Linked DNA regions of Mus musculus: region 1 is linked to region 2. Evidence: chromatin loops called from intact Hi-C (ENCODE). Cell type or tissue: heart. All regions are shown on one strand. Links, peaks and the distances in the headings refer to the core of each region. The heading gives the core; the rest is flanking DNA.

What was found. Hi-C counts contacts between places; a loop is a spot of excess contacts. Peaks named below come from ENCODE experiments on the same cell type or tissue, not always from the same donor. Only the 100,000 strongest peaks of a DNase experiment are listed, where the experiment ranks them.
Region 1: a loop joins it to region 2, with 2.5 times the contacts of the local background. A loop is called at or near these places in 2 of 42 quality-filtered maps.

The regions. Positions count from the first base shown.
Region 1 is chr4:121,012,493-121,020,949 of GRCm38, forward strand. It overlaps Smap2 (small ArfGAP 2), which reads right to left and starts at 4,755. Exons shown (of 10, transcript NM_133716.3): 1 at 4,257-4,755. The coding sequence starts at 4,359. In heart, for the core only: a CTCF peak has its summit at 4,570 (motif pointing left); a DNase peak (open chromatin) is centred at 4,799; H3K4me3 peaks cover 2,738 bases; H3K27ac peaks cover 1,838 bases.
Region 2 is chr4:121,094,412-121,102,868 of GRCm38, forward strand. It overlaps Zmpste24 (zinc metallopeptidase, STE24), which reads right to left and starts at 3,799. Exons shown (of 10, transcript NM_172700.3): 1 at 3,466-3,799; 2 at 1,141-1,287. The coding sequence starts at 3,588. In heart, for the core only: no CTCF peak of the experiment used is centred there; a DNase peak (open chromatin) is centred at 3,670; H3K4me3 peaks cover 1,810 bases; H3K27ac peaks cover 1,117 bases.

The DNA of each region.
Region 1 (8,457 bases), core at 321-8,320, 82 kb before region 2:
ATGTACATCCTCACACACATACATTTAAAATGAAAGGCAGGTGAGGCAAAACACTTGGGAGGAAGAGACAGGAGGATCACAGCAAGTTTGCATCCAGTCTGGTCTACACAGCAAGTCCCAGGCAAGCCAAAACTATGTAAACTCGTCTCAGATATACAGGTTAAGAAATTGGGGACAAGGCTGCATGCCGGCAGTGCAAGCTTTGGGGAGGTAGAACAGGAGGAATTTAAGAAGGAAGATCAGGAGTTCATTTAATCAGCTACAGGTCAAGGCCAGCCTGTTTCAAACATAGGACAAGGGCAGGTAAGAAATGGCCAACAGTGGTTATACTCAGGAAGAGAACAAAGGTGGCTATGGGTCACCTTAGGACAATGATTTTTCATTCTGTTGTCTTTTCGATTTTTTTTGAATTTCAAACCACATGAAATCTACTTAAGTGAAAATATATAGAGAAGATGAAACAGAGGCAGTGGTTAGGTAATTAGAGGGGAAACATTTCATAGACAAGATGTAATGGAAGGGGACCGGGAAAAACTAACAAAGCTCTCAAGACAGCAGAGCTGCACGAGGCACTTCAGTGTCACTCATATGTTCCCTGACACTGTCATGTCTCCCATGTCTACTCTCTGCTCATTAAACGGCTCTCTGCTTCTCCCAAACCTTGACGCTGGTAATGTCTCAATGGTGCACAGGAGTACGCAGGTCATCAGAAAGGTGGACCCTCTGACACCAGTCTCTGAATGGGTTAATGCCAACACATTCATAAACATCTGGAGCTGCAGAGCTAAAGGCCCAGCCTTGGGCTACTGTGACCCCAAGTACAATGGAAGTATGATGGAGCCAGGTCTCAAGCAGCCAGTTACCAGAGACATACCTGGCTCTTACACTAGTTTTTCCTCATTTATCAATCATTTATCAACATTGGTACACCCTCTAACTTTATCATTGCTGAGATCAGTCCATGTAGGTATTACTTTGCAAGCTGTCATGACAAGGAAACTGCACTTTGTGCTAAGAATAAGTCATAGCATTTGGGAACGGGAACTGTTTGAGGCAGGGTCTCACATAGCCCAGACTAGCCTCAAACTTGAACTTCTTATCTTCCTTCCTTGCCTCCAGCTCCTGAGTGCTGGGATTACAGGGGTAGCCACCTCAGATGGTTTAAATTGTGACTTCTTTGTTTTTTGTTTGTCTTTGACACAGGATTTCTCTATGTAACAGCCTTAGCTGTCCTGGAACTCACTGTAGAGACCAACTGGCCTCTAATTCACAGAGATCCCCCTGCCTTCCCCTCTCAAGTTGGGACTAATGACACGCACCACAACCACTAAGCATTGGCATTTTTTTTTTTTAATACAAAGCAGTGTCAAAGCAGTCCAGGACATTCGGAAACCTGACTCAACAGGCCTTCTACTGAATAAAGGGAAAGGTGCCTGCTTAGTCTCTATCCCAGTGCTGAATGACATTATTTTAAGGATCAACTAACAAGTATCACTCCTAAACATGATTTTAAAAAGAAGAGTCAGGGGACTAGAAAAGTTACTCTGTGGATCAGAGTTCATAGTGTTCTTTAAAAGGCCTGAGTTCAGTTCCCAGCACCCACCTCAGATGAATCCTAATCACCTGTGAGTCCAGTTCCAAGGGATCAACACCCTCTCCTGGCATCCATGGACACTGCACTCACATATACATATGATTTAAAATAAAAATAAAACGTTTAGGAAACATAATTTTTCCTGAAAATAAATAAATAGAAACATCAGGTGACAAGATGGCTCGGTGGGTAAGGAAAGATGCTTGCCAGCAGGCCTGACCATTTGAGTTCATTCCCCACATGGTGGAAGTTGTTCTCTGACACACACACACACACACATACACACACACACAAATAAATAAATTAAAACATAATATTAAATTTTAAAAAAGAGAATTCATTGCCAAAGAGCTATTTTGGAACATTACAAAAGTATCCACTTAGAGGTCTGTAGTCCAGGCAACATCAATACACTAAATACTAATAGATGAACTCTCCAGACCTTGTCTGGTGAGCTCTCAATTTTCTGAAAAGGACAAGAGGAAAACAGAAAAGTAAACTCAAACTCAAATCTTATTTCAGTGAACAGTCTTCTAACTCTTCCACCAACTGCTGGTCCTTTTTATCAGGGCTGAGCAGGTCATGATCTACTAATGCAAATATCTCTCTTTCCTACCCTCTGAGAACTGCCTACGAGTTCATCACAAAACCTGAAAGTGGAAAAGAGGAAGAGAATGAAGGAGGGGTTAACCGGCAGACAGGGCTGAACATTCGGCAGCTAGATAAACAGGCCTCTGCAAAAGCCTGTTTGACAGAACTGAAAGATAATGGACACGTGGGCATCTCTTTTTTTAATAGTGGCAAACGCGTTGAAGAGAATTTCTAACTTCAGAACATTCAGGATCCAAGGTTTTAGTATCAGTGGCAGACAGCTACTAGGCTTTGTTGTTGGTGTCGTCTGTTTTTACATCTTAATTATTAACTTTGTGGAGATTGTACATGTATGTACTAGAGTCCACGTGGAGGTCAGGAGACAATTTATGGGAGCTGGTTCTCTCCTCTTACCCTGTGAGTCCTGGGGATCAAACTCAGGTTGTCAGTCTTAGTGGCAAGCACCTTTATTCACTGAGCCCTATCGCAGGCCCCAGTTACTAGTTCTCATCAGGAATTAACGAAGTTCTATGTCTGATTATATCTAGTAAGGCTATTAATAAAGGGCAATGGGAGATTTGGAGGAAGACCTGGTAAATTAACGTGTCTCTTCCCCATGGTATATGTTATTGGGATGAGTAAGCATACAAACAACATGAGTACAGGGGAGGGGGCGGTTCTAAAAATCATCAACAATGGTTTCTGCTCAGTGGATGCCTCGCTGCGACTTAAAATTGTCAATGAGGACATCAGAGGATTTGAGTAGACCAAAGGTGCTCCTACACTGTAAACCAAACCTTCCAGTAGATCTAACAAGAATCAAGCTACAAGAAATTTCGACTCCTCAACATAAATTGAACTCCTGTTAACGCAAAAATTCTCGAGAGAAGTCTGGGGACCTGCTTTGCTGACAGTTCACTGCATTTGCCTACTGATAGAGGTCACTAAAATTTATTACTAGGAGTCTAAATCAATGCATCATCATTCTTGCGCCCTCCTTACATAACCTTACTCTAAAATAAACCATAATCACATGAAGTATGGGCTAAGTATCTATTGCTTTTCTCAACATTAATACACACACACATCTGAATGCTTTATACTACTTTATACCCATATGCTACATGGCAAATTCAGGAAATGAACTAAAGTAAATACCCCCTCCCAATTATAGCTGCTCCTACCTACAAAGCTGTACAGAATTCACTAGTAAATTTTCTACCATATTGACCTTTAATTGTAACACAGCATGAACCTTTACAGACACAGAAAACAAAGGCTAAGTGGTTGTGGCCAATTTCTATTTCCTCTCTAAAGGTGTAATCACCAGGGAAATAACGAATTGGGGGAATTCCTTGCTTCCTTTTCTCCCTGCTTGAACGGGTCCTGCACTACAGTCCAGGTCTGCTAGTTTCGCTCACCACACACGCATGAGGCCTCCACAACCCAGGCTAGACTACCTAGAAATCCGCACTGTGTCACTGCATAAGGTAGCTGTTTCTCAGTGCACACGACCTGGGTGAAGAAAGCCACCTAAGCACTCGGTCTGAGCTCAACAAGGTGGTAAAATGACAGGAGCTGCTAACGACATAGCAGACAGCAAGGAATGCCACCTTTAAATATCATTTCGACAGTTTTTCTCTTAGTCATCTCACCTTCCTCCTCGTCACCCCCACCGCCACCCCCACCACACTGCAGCTCACCCACAGCTTTGCCAAGTAAAAGGCTGCCAGCTCTGCATGACAGCGAGCCCAGAAGCCATTCAGAGTCTGCAACATAGACAGTCTCACCTGAACACACCGGGCAACCCCACCCCCCACTATATCATCCCCACTTCGCTGACACACACACACACACACACACACACACACACACACACACTCGCCCACACCAAACCCCAAGTCCCAAGCCCGAGGAAACCCAGCAAGCTCATGAGCGAGGGTGGCTCGCGTGGTCATACGAAGAGGACTCGCCCTGAGCTCCAGAACCCCCTCCCCACTCAGGCCATCGCAGCTCATCGCCACGCCGCCGCCCCGCAGCTGGCCCCCCGCCGGCGCCCCGGATGCGTTACCTTTGGACTGGCAGTCAGCACAGAACTTGTTATCTTCCTCCAGCAGCAGGTTGGCCAGGACCGCCTGGTACCGATCCACGTCCTTCACCGACTTGCCTGTCATGGCCAGGGTGCCGGCGGGGGCAGAGGGCGACGCGCCCCCTGCACCCCCCAAGAACCCCTGCCTCTGTCCGGGGCTGAGGCCTTGGGGTCCCCGCCCAGGCGGTCCTCTCGCCCGGCCCGGAGCAGCCCCGGGGTCAGAGCCGTCAGCGCCCCCGCCCCGCAGCCCCTCAGCCCCTCAGCGCGGCGCCCCCTGGCGGGCTTCGGGCAAGGCAGGGACTCGCGGAGGCTGCGGGACCCCAGAAGTGGCCTAGGTGGAGCGAGCTCCCGGCTTCAGGCGTGCGGGACGCACACTTGACCCCGAGTGTTGAGGGTCTGCCCGCTGTGCTTCCCGCCTCGGTTTCCCTGGCAGCTGCGACCAGCTCAGCCGCCACCTCCACCGCCTACTTCCGGCAGCTCTTCCTCTCCTCCTCCACCCAGCCCAACCCGCGCATGCGCCCCGCCCACCGCGCTGCACTGGGCTCTCCCCTTGGCTCCGCCTCCTAGGAACCAATCCGGGAAGAGCCGGGGGCGGGGCTTAGGTGGAAGCGGCGGGAGGGAGGACACGCCCCCTGCGTGCCCTTGGAAAAGAATGAATGAAGCCGGGTGGAGAGGGAGGAGAGTGAAGAGAATAAAGTGAAGGGAACGACCAACATTTACAGAGCTCATACTGTGTGCCATGTACTGCTCTAAGCGCTTTCTATCAATTATCACAGTATGCTCTTCACAGCAACCTTTATAAGATGTGTGTTTATTATCCTTATATAATACAAGGGTTGTGGCTATCCCAGACTCCTTTAGGTTAGTCTTTCCTTCAAGAGACAAAAGGACTCACCCTCTGACCCGAGTTAAAGAGACATTACACCCTCCCTCGTGATCACTTCTAACTTGGAATGCCTCCTGCCGCTGATATACATTAGTCTTCTCTGTGACTACTGCCCTTTTTGAGCATCGCTCTGACTAGTGTCTAGGCAGAACTTTTCTTTCCTTTAAAAAAAATTTTTTTTTGAACAGGTTCTTCCTAAGTAGCCCTTGGTGGCCTGGAACTTTATATTGTAGATTAGGATAGCCTCGAACTAACAGAGAACTGCCTCCAAAGTGCTGGGATTAAAGGTATGTGCCACCATACCTAGCCTCCTTTACTTGCGTGTGTGTGCATGCGTGCGTGTGTGAGTGCGTACGTGTGCGTGTGCGTGTGCGTGCGTGCGTGCGTGCGTGCGTGCGTGCGTGTGTGTGTGTGTGTGTGTGTGTGTGTGTGTGTGTGTAGGTGTCCAAGGAGGCCAGAAGAGGGCATTGCAGTACCTGAAGCTGGAGTTTCAGCTGATGGATGAGGGTGTGTGATGTGGGTGTTGGGGAAGGAACCAGGGTCCTATGAGAGATTACCAAACTCTCTCACCTGCTGAGCCATCTCTCAGGTTGTTTGGGGGAGAGCCAGTTATAGGGTAACATGGAATAAGCAGCTACTTAAAAATGGTTATTAGGTATTATTTTCCAAAGCCTCTCTTGTTACAAATAGTGTCTTGAACCCACGGCCATCTTCCTGTGTATGCATTCCGTCCCTTCACTCATCAAATTCTTAAAAGAGACTGAGAAAAAACAGGATGTGCTAAAGGGGAAGAGAACGCTACTTCCTGATATTTGCTCTTAAGGGATTCTTCTGAAGGCTAGAGTAATAGACCAGGGAGGCCAGCAAGACAAAGTGTTTATTTGCCTCTAAGACAGCAGTCTTGTTCATCTCTACTTTCTCCCAAGACCAGGCTCCCCTCAAAATGTTTATATTATATATTTATTTATTATATATTGTAATATATAATATTTATATATTATAAAGGGAAATTAAAATATTTGTTACATTATTAATCAGAATAATTTATTCCTGTTCCAAACCTTTTCATTCCAGTGAAGTCTCAAAGAACTTACTTTCATAAACGTCCAAGTTCATATAGTATTTTCCTAAGACAGGTCCATCAGATTTGATATTCTCTTAGTCGTTTTTAAATTTTTATTTGATTTTATTGAGACAGGGCCTCCCTATATAGCCCTGGGTGGCCTGAATTCACTCTGTAGTCCAGGTTGGCCTTGACCTCACAAAGTTCTGCTTGCCTCTGCCTCCTGAGTGCTAGGATTAGAGGCATTGCAATATGTTGGCCTTAAGATTTAGTTTTAATTTTTAACTATGTGTATGTGTGTCTATATGTGGGTCTGCACATAACAGATCAGGTGCCCTTGGAGTCCAGGAAAAGGGCATCCAATTTTCTGGCGCTGGAGTCATTCACGGGTGGCTTTGCTCCACCTGACTCCTCTTGTACGAGGATCTCACTTAACCATGCTCACCCGTTGAAAAAGCCTTTGACAGCTTCTCATTTCCTTCCATTTGGCTGCACAGTATGGAGACGAGGCACATATACCATGAGGTCAGATCACCTGGGCTGAGATCCAAAATTTGAATTCTGTTTGTGTGGCTTTGGCAGGTTGCTTAACTTCTTGCCTTGGTATTTCATGTATGCAGTAGGAATGATAATGGTGCTAACTACCTGTTTCCTGGGATTGATGCAAAGCTTCTCAGGGCTGAAACCTGCAACGCATTTAGAACAACTCTCAGCACAAAACAAGTGGTAGACAATCAACACCTATTGCTAAATATGTCTGGCTTTTGGCCTTATCAGTCCATGATAGGGTTTATTTCCTGATCTGTTTGTAGTCAGACATAGTCAATGGGCCAAGCAGAAATATGTCGCTTTATGTCTGAAGCCTTAATTTGCTGTTTTGACTGGAACACACTATCCACAAAGGACAGACAGTCAAGACAGACTGAAGCACCGACTGTAGAGAACATGCCCTTGCTCCTGGTCCCTGCAAGGGCAGCCCTAGAAGTTCCAGGTTAGGCTTTGTAACCAAAGCCTGAATTTAGCAAGAGCTCGCCACTAATCAGAAAAAGATCAGAAGTAATGAGTAACAACAACAACAACAACAACAACAAAAGGTCTTGCTTTAAGTTATTAAGTTGTTTTCTCACCAAATTGTAACTTAGCTGATCCTACATAAAAAGGATTCATCAAAGCCAGATATGGTGGCACATAGGTGACCCCAGCACTTGGTAGATGGAGGCAGGTAGCACAGGAGTTTAAGGCTAGCCTCAGCTACATAGTGGACATTAGGCTATCCTAGGTTACAGGAGATCCTGTTTTAAAGCAAGCAAGCAAACAAACAAAAGAGCAATAAAGAAAAAATTCATAATACTCGAGGCATATGTACTTATCTGTTCCCTTTCTTGTTTATTTTTGTAGCAGAGTACCTTGCACCACCTGGCTCAGAAATGAATTTTTTCCTGAGCTGCCATGCTAGAGTGAGCTCTGCAGCAAAATGCCCAGACCGTGACTCTAGTAGTGCTGTGGGGAACATGTTTGGACTGCTGCCACGTGGAGCTTTTCATCCCAGCATCTTCTAGCTAGGAGATAAAATCTCTTGAGTCATACATTGAACTAAAATAGTTTCCAACCCACTGGTTAGTCAGGGTACCAATTTAGGGTAATACCAATTAAATGGCTTTGTCATTAAGCGAGCTGGACTAATTTTCTATTTTCCTGTCATCTCTTCGTTAGCTGTCACAGTAAATGAACTGTGGGTCTCCAGTGAATCTCAGAAATTCACTGTGGATCTCAGAGCCTATTGGGCTAACTCCAGCTAACTCTCGCTTTTTTTTTTTAAGATGTGACAATGTGCTGTGACTTCACTGTCAGCCTTGAGAACTTGGCTGTACCGAAGCAACCAGCTGTGAGCCAGCCTTGCTTGCCTGTCCCTTCTCTCCTGCTGGAATTCCCACATGCCCACTTCCACAGCCTGACTCTCAAAAGTGCCTCTGCTTGCCACTGCTGAAAGTGCCCACGAGGACAGAGTCGGTGCTTTACTTGGTGGCGCTAGGTCCTGATGTCCACACTACTTGGGATTCCAGAAGATCAGCAATCACCCTTTCCTTCCAGACAGAGAATGGCTTCTCCTCATCTGTTTACACATTGTACTCTGGACCCCAAACCATCCCTGTTTGTGGGCAGTCTCATGAAGTCTTCCCTGTGAGCCTGTTGGCTGGCCTTTGATCCTTTCCCCGTCGATGTGGAAACCCAGT
Region 2 (8,457 bases), core at 221-8,220:
TAGAATATCAGGATAGTTCCAAACACATCCTGATAAAATCCCTTCAAGGAGCCCTTGAGCATAGGGCACACCCATGGTTCATTTCTCACCTCAGATCCCACTCCCGGCTGCCAGGAATCTTGGCTAAGGGCAGGGATATGACTGACTTATAATGGTTATTGACCAGGGCTCTTGGAACAGATGAGAGCATTACACAAACAATTTCACCTGTCCCCACAAAACTTACACAAGCTCTTGCCAAATTATCCATGAAACAATAAAAATATCTTGCAAGACCTTGTGCCATCTGCGCCCCACTTGCACCATTGGGGCCCCTCAATAGGGGAGGTGTCAAGCCAAGAGGGTTATGCCCCAGTCAGTGCTATTTGGCAGATGGACTGGACTCACTATCCCTCTTTTTGTAATCTTAGATATGTACATGTTACTGTAGATACTTGCTGCTTCTCTGTATATGCTGTGGCCTCAATGGGAGAAAAAGCTTCCCACACCATCAAGGCTATGGAATCTGCTATGTTGGTTATGGGAGTGCCTTGGGTTTTGAAGACAGATAATGACCCTCCCTATGCCTCTCAACAATTCAATGAGTTTGATGCCTCATGGAAGATTAACCACTTTTAGGATTCCCTATAACCCTCAAGGTCAGAGGATAGTAGAAAGGTCCACTCAGACTCTAAAGGACTTGCTGACTCAGTTTACCTCCCCTGAATCCAAACATGACCTTCCCCTGGCCCTGGCAGAGGCCCATTTTCACCTAAACTTCCTCACCTTTGATGATCAGGGATTAAGCCCTGCCTATAAACATTGGGCTTACCTACCTAGGAATACCACTCTTGCATTGGTACAATGAAGGTCCCTGAGGTGGGGTCAACAAGGCCAGAGCAAAGAACTCTGACTCCCACCAGGTTATCAAAAATAAAAACAAAAGGGTGGAAAAGTAGAAGGAACTTAGCCAATCAGGTCCATCTGCAATGCTGGCGCATACACCATTGATGCTTCCTCCCTGAGCCAACCTAGACTCTGCCAGGATGGCTAGAGACCACTGACACTGGACTGCTAAAGGCTGGCACCTGAAGGCCAGACCAAGCATTATCAAGCTTTAAACAATCTGAGACTTGTGTCTCCAAGAAATCAATGACTCACAGTGCCTTCCACCTCTGAGTAGAGTCCTGACCAGAAGCTGAAGGTACTTTTATCCAGTTGATACAATCGAGATTTCTCAAACGTGTCCGAATCCATGATCTGTTCTAACTCTGCTGGTACGCGAGTCGTCGTTTTGTATATCCTTCTCTGAAATATTTTGAAGAAAAAACACTTTAATGAATATTTCTTATTACACAGTAGTAATTTGTGATCAAACACCGAATGGTCTGTAGCATTAATTTGTCATGTAAGCTTGTAGAATTTGTCACATACATGTATGTTTTGCATTTAGTCAAGAACACTGACCACTGAAACAACTGACACAGGAAATTTTAAGCAGACAAAAACAATTCCAGCAACAAGGCCAGCTGACTAGGTGGAATGGCCATCTGGGTTGTCAATACACTTTCAGTTTGCCTGTGTGAACCAAAGTTGTGACATCACGAGGAGACCATTCTTTCTGAGTATGAGGTATGTCTTACAATATAGAAAATAATGCATGAAAAAAGAGAAGTATGCTCACAACACACATTAACACATACATTTAATACTTTATTAATGAATCATCATTAAACTTGGTTCTAGAGGTCAACTTAGATAAGAATTAGGGAGTGACAGAAACATCAAATCTTTACAACAAATTTTCTCATTATGTCAAATTCTAAAGAGTAATTTCAGCCCCTGGGACATAACACAAGGAACAGATACCAAAGGTATAATAGACCTTCTATAATAGTTTTATAATAAATACTTTTCCTGTTGTATGTTAACAACAACAGCAACAAAAAGCTGAAGGCATTAAATTATAACCCTACAACAATGCAACAATGCCAAGTGGTCGTGGTGCATGGCTTTAATACTAGAACTCAGGAGGCAGAGGGAGATGGATCTCTGTGAGTTCAAGGCCAGCCTGGTCTACAGAGTGAGCTTCAGGACAGCCAGGGCTAAACAAAGAGAAACTCCGTCTTGGAAAAAAAAAAAGATGCAACTTGATCTATTAATAAACTATGTCAGATAAGTACTCAATATCTCACCCTGCTGTTTTGATACTACACGTTATGTGTTTGCTTCAAGCAAGGGTACTTATGCAATTCTGAACTAATGAAGCTTTGAGTACCTAGCTACAGTAATTTTTAACACGTTGAACATACTAAAGGAAGAGACTGAGGTAGACATAACCCGACACTGACAGATTTTTAAAATTCAAACTTGTGCCGGGCTTGGTGGCACACGCCTTTAATCCCAGCACCCTGGAGGCAGAGGCAGGCGGATTTCTGAGTTCAAGGCCAGCCTGGTCTACAGAGTGAGTTCCAGGACAGCCAGGGCTATACAGAGAAACCCTGTCTCAAAAAACAAAAAACAAAAAAACCAAAAAAAAAAAAAAAATTTCAAACTTGCAATCCGGAGAGTCACGAAGGGCTGGGAAATGTAGTTCAGTGGGAGAGCACTTGCCTGGCAAAGAAACTCACATACAGTGTAAGTTAGAAGAAAACTGCAGACGAAAAGGACTGCAGAGCTCAAGAAATAGGTCCAGCAGTTAAAGGGGAAGGTTCTCAAGGACGACACAGACGAGTGTTGTCCAAACTTAGACACTGCAGAGCAGGCATAGACCTGCATAAGTTTGACGGCAGGGCTGTCCTTTCCTTTTATTAGACACCAACAGGCTTGGGACCCATTATAATGTTGCAGATAACTTGTTTTGTTGTTTCAAAGTCCATCTCACTAAAACGTTCACATTTCGAATTAAACTGTTAATTATGGCTATCTCCATGGAAAACTGTTAGCTTTTCTACTGCACTATTTAACGTTTTAAACAAAAAACCCAAAGAGAAATTTTAATGAAACACACACACATTGTGGCCCCAAACAACATTTGCTCTAATGAGGATTTTCAAACGGCGTGCGAGTCTTTGGAACGGTTGCAAAGTGAGGTTGAGCATGGTAACATCAATATCATGGGAAGTTATTATTCTACAAATTTAGCACCTCCACTTAGAAAGCCTATACCAACGAGGCTTGGTCAAGTCCCGGTCCAAAGATTCTTAAGACGCTGTAAAGCAGGCATAGACATGCTCAAGTTTGGCGGTAGGGCAGTTCTTCCCTTTCATTAGCCGCTTACAGGCTTGGGTCCCATTACAACGTTGCAAACAACTTCTGCCTTTCCAAAAACTCCTCAAAGCGGCAGTCACCATTAGGAAAAGTTAGGAAGCTCACCGGGGGTTACGGTTTGCTACATCCGGGCAAACACTAAGGGGCTTGGGTAGAGGCTCGGGCTGGCCTAAGGCTGTCCAGGGGCTCAGCCGGGGGAGACACGTCAATGCTCACCTGCCGCTGTGCTAGGAAGGTCTCCCAAAGATACACCGTCCAGGAAAAGAGCAACACCGCCCCGAAGATTCGCTTCTCCGCAGGGAAGTCCCACATAGCGTCCACCGATGCCCACATCCCCATCGTCACCCTATCTCACCCGCTCCTTTAGCGTGCACCGGTGCCTCAGCGACACGCGTCCCTCGGAGAGTGCCAGCGGTGTCACAACAATACGGGTCCCTTCCGAGGGCTTCTTCAGACGCCCATTCCCTCAGCTTTGCCAGAAGTGTCACAAAGACACGATTCCCTCCAGCCTTACTCTTCAAGGACCTACTTATTTCTGCTAGAATAAGACGCCCCACCTTCCTCACTTCCGCCTGAAGAATGAGCAGCGGTGCACCTGAAATATCCCTCCGGATTCTGTGTGCAGGGATCCAATTCAAAGGTTCCGGCCTTCTTCCTGGGAACGTCAGTGTGGTCGCCGCCTCTCCTTTGCTTTGGCGGGTTACCAGAGAGGGCAATGGACCCCGGTGCTTAACCGGACCGGATAAGCCGGGTCATAGAAATATTCCCTCTAGAAGTAGCTGGGAAGGATGAGAGAGGCTCTAAAACTTTTCCTTCCTTCTATTTAGTGCCGTTCAAAGGTTAGATGTGCATCTCCAGGATAACTAACCAAACGAGGCATTTGGGGTTGTTTGGCTTGTCTTCGAAAGTTCTGGTTTTGGGAATATTAGAGATGAAAATGACTCTAGTGATTAGGATTTTCATTTACACATTTCATCTCATCCTCCCCAAGTGAAGTCAGAAGAGGCATTTACCTGTGAGTCCTGGGACTGCATTTCTAACCTCAAACAGGCAGGCTTGGTAGCCACTGCCTTTAAGCCTAGCAAGACCTTGTTTCAGACACACACTACCACCACCACCACTACCACCACCACCACACATCACCACACACCATCACAGCTCAGTACCTTTGCCTTGGAATTCAACAATGAAATAGGGTCACTATGGCCCCTGTTACTACTTTGACTTTACTTGAAACGTGAAGCCAGAATTTTTCTGACCACAAAGTAAATGTTATTTAATTAATAGTTTCTATGAACTAATAGCACTTTGTATAAACATTATTTATAGTGAATTGCGAAATCTTTAGCTCCAATTAAAATATGTAGCTCCAATTTAAAATATGGTGAGATTGTGATGCTAAAGATGTTGAGATTAAGGTTTCAAATTTCTCAACCATGACTAAATTTATCTGCATGAGCGTAATCAGTAGAAGTTACTTGACAAAGTGAATTACTTCAATATAGGATCACAGATTCTTTGGCAACCAAAAGTTCTTTTGGGGGATTTTTTGCTTTCAGCAAAATTACTGATTGAACTGTTAGCTGAACTTTGAGTTTTGTTCATGGGCCTGGGAAATATTTTGTACTTGATTGGGTGTAAGGCAAATGGCATGAAAACAGGGATCACAGGCAAGTAGAGACATAGCTCTAACAAGTGCCATTTCCTCAGGTAGAAGGTCTTCAGAGAGGAGGCTTCGTCCCTGTCCTCCTTTTCCATGGCTGGTTGGATGTTTTGTACTGGCACCCATCATGGTGTTGTAGAGTCCTGTGGAAAAACACAAGCATAGCCTAGCCCTTGTGTCAACAAAGGGTGGATGCCACTGTGATGTTAGGGACTCTCTCCATTGTACCAATGGAAGAGTGGTATTCCTAGGTAGGTAAGCCCAATGTTTATAGGTAGGGCTTAATCCCTGATCAAAGGTGAGGAAGTTTAGGTGAAAATGGGCCTCTGCCAGGGCCAGGGGAAGGTCATGTTTGGATTCAGGGGAGGTAAACTGAGTCAGCAAGTCCTTTAGAGTCTGAGTGGACCTTTCTACTATCCTCTGACCTTGAGGGTTATAAGGAATCCTAAAAGTGTGGTTAATCTTCCATGAGGCATCAAACTCATTGAATTGTTGAGATGCATAGGGAGGGTCATTATCTGTCTTCAAAACCCAAGGCACTCCCATAACCAACATAGCAGATTCCATAGCCTTGATGGTGTGGGAAGCTTTTTCTCCCATTGAGGCCACAGCATATACAGTGAAGCAGCAAGTATCTACAGTAACATGTACATATCTAAGATTACAAAAAGAGGGATAGTGAGTCCAGTCCATCTGCCAAATAGCACTGGGGCATAACCCTCTTGGCTTGACACCTCCCCTATTGAGGGGCCCCAATGGTGCAAGTGGGGTGCAGGTGGCACAAGATCTTGCAAGATATTTTTATTGTTTCATGGGTAATCTGGCAAGAGCTTGTGTAAGTTTTGTGGGGACAGGTGAAATTGTTTGTGTAATGCTCTCATCTGTTCCAAGAGCCCCTGGTCAACAATCATTATCTGCCACGCACTCTGGTTGAGTCAGCTTAAGCCGAGAGGCTTGAAAGTCACTCATGAGGCAAAGAGCTTCAAGGAAGCTCTCCTCCTGGAGTCTGGCATTCCCTTTAACCCATACATTAATTTTCCATTCCCAAGTTAGTCTAGTGTATGGATCCACGTGCTCTCTTTATTATAAGTGCCTTTTAAGATTGAATTCTGACATAGCTAAAGCCTTCTGCCAGTGTTCCAACAGTCCTAGAACGTCCTTGAGCTAGACAGTGACATTCAGAATAGCCTCTGGTATTACACTATCAATAAAAGCCAAGTCACTCCCATATACAGGAATTTACAATGGTTTAGGAAGTAGATCCCGCTGTGGTTTTAGAGTATTGCATTATTCATGAGGTGGTTAGCTAGAATGGAACTCCCTAGTTAGAACCATGACTTGGGTGTGAAAGCCCTTGCCCTAAGAGAGTAAAGACCTCACACTTGGCTTCTAAGACTATAGCTGAGTTACAACCATACACACGTATTTACAATGGCCTAAGGGGAAGGTAGACTATACAATAGACTAAAATAGGAACTTTGGCAAGGGCACGAAGCCCTTGACCCTGGCTTCTAAGATTAAGCGAATCTTAGGTGGAGCCCTTGTTGATCCTAGTTGTTATCAATTAATTCTATCCCAGGTGGTTCCCGTTAGACCTTTTGTGTTTGCATTTCTCTGTTTTATGTAAGATTCTGGTTACCTCATTTGTACCTTACGAATACATCACCCAACTTCCTTATTGTCTTCTGCATAAAAAGTCTGATGCTCGATTTGAAAAATACATTCAGATTCCACACGACCTCTCCTGTGTGCGTCTGTTTGTCACTCATCCGACGCTTTGCCCACCCTCGACGAGAGACCCGTTCCATGCAGACAAAGGGGCCCAGAGGGTCTGTGGCAATTATCCTTAAGTCAGTTATATCACTGCCAAGATTCCTGGCAGCCTGGAGTGGGATCTGAGGTAAGAAATGAACCATGGGTGCGCCCTATCCTCAAGGGTTCCTTGAAGGGATCCATAAGGACATGTTTGGAACTAGTCTGAGCTTTTATGTAGGAGAAAGATAGTGTTCAAACAGCCTGTATTACATATGGGCTATCCAAAAATACGTCAGGCTCAGCCTGACAGAGTTCAAAGATCCTCAGAAACCCCAACAACTCTCCTCATTAGACTGAGCCAGGGTTTCAAAGGATGTGAGTAACATCCTTCAAGCCTGGCCTCTGTAGTAAAATCAATATCTTTGTTTGTTGGCACCGGAGAAGGCCATAGTGGCCTTAGAGATTGGGCTAGAAATTGGGTAGGCTGCAAGGGCTCAATTTCAATAGGTAAATGGGGAAGGGCCAACAGGTGGTTAACAACAGTGCCTGTCATCATTTCTTGAAAACGAAGGGAATCTGCCCATAAAGACTGAGAGTGCTTAAGAGAAAAGGGCAGTAGTATCTTATCAGGTTCCTTATTATAAGTTCTTCTCACCAAGCCCCTTGTCTTTTTTTTTAAAAATATTTTTATTAGGTATTTTCCTCATTTACATTTCCAATGCTATCCCAAAAGTCCCCCATACTCTCCGCCCCCCACTCCCCTACCCACCCACTCCCACTTTTTGGCCCTGGAGTTCCCCAGTACTGGGGCATATAAACTTTGCAAGTCCAATGGGCCTCTCTTTGCAGTGATGGCTAACTAGGCCATCTTTTGATACATATGCAGCTAGAGTCAAGAGCTCCGGGGTACTGGTTAGTTTATATTGTTGTTCCACCTATAGGGTTGCAGATCCCTTTAGCTCCTTGGGTACTTTCTCTAGCTCCTCCATTGGGGGCCCTGTGATCCATCCAATAGCTGACTGTGAGCATCCACTTCTGTGTTTGCTAGGCCCCGGCATAGTCTCACAAGAGACAGCTACATCTGGGTCCTTTCAGCAAAATCTTGCTAGTGTGTGCAATGGTGTCAGCGTTTGGAAGCTGATTATGGGATGGATCCCCGGATATGGCAGTCTCTAGATGGTCCATCCTTTTGTCTCAGCACCAAACTTTGTCTCTGTAACTCCTTCCATGGGTGTTTTGTTCCCAATTCTAAGAAGGGGCAAAGTGTCCACACTTTGGTCTTCGTTCTTCTTGAGTTTCATGCGTTTAGCAAATTGCATCTTATATCTTGGGTATCCTAAGTTCCTGGGCTAATATCCACTTATCAGTGAGTACATATTGTGTGAGTTCCTTTGTGATTGGGTTACCTCACTCAGGATGATGCCCTCCAGGTCCATCCATTTGCCTAGGAATTTCATAAATTCATTCTTTTCAATAGCTGAGTAGTACTCCATTGTGTAAATATACCACATTTTCTGTATCCATTCCTCTGTTGAGGAGCATCTGGGTTCTTTCCAGCTTCTGGCTATTATAAATAAGGCTGCTATGAACATAGTGGAGCATGTGTCCTTCTTACCGGTTGGGACATCTTCTGGATATATGCCCAGGAGAGGTATTGCGGGATCCTCTGGTAGTACTATGTCCAATTTTCTGAGGAACCGCCAGACTGATTTCCAGAGTGGTTGTACAAGCTTGCAATCCATCAACAATGGAGGAGTGTGGCCCCTTGTCTTAAGAGCAAGTTTAAAGGT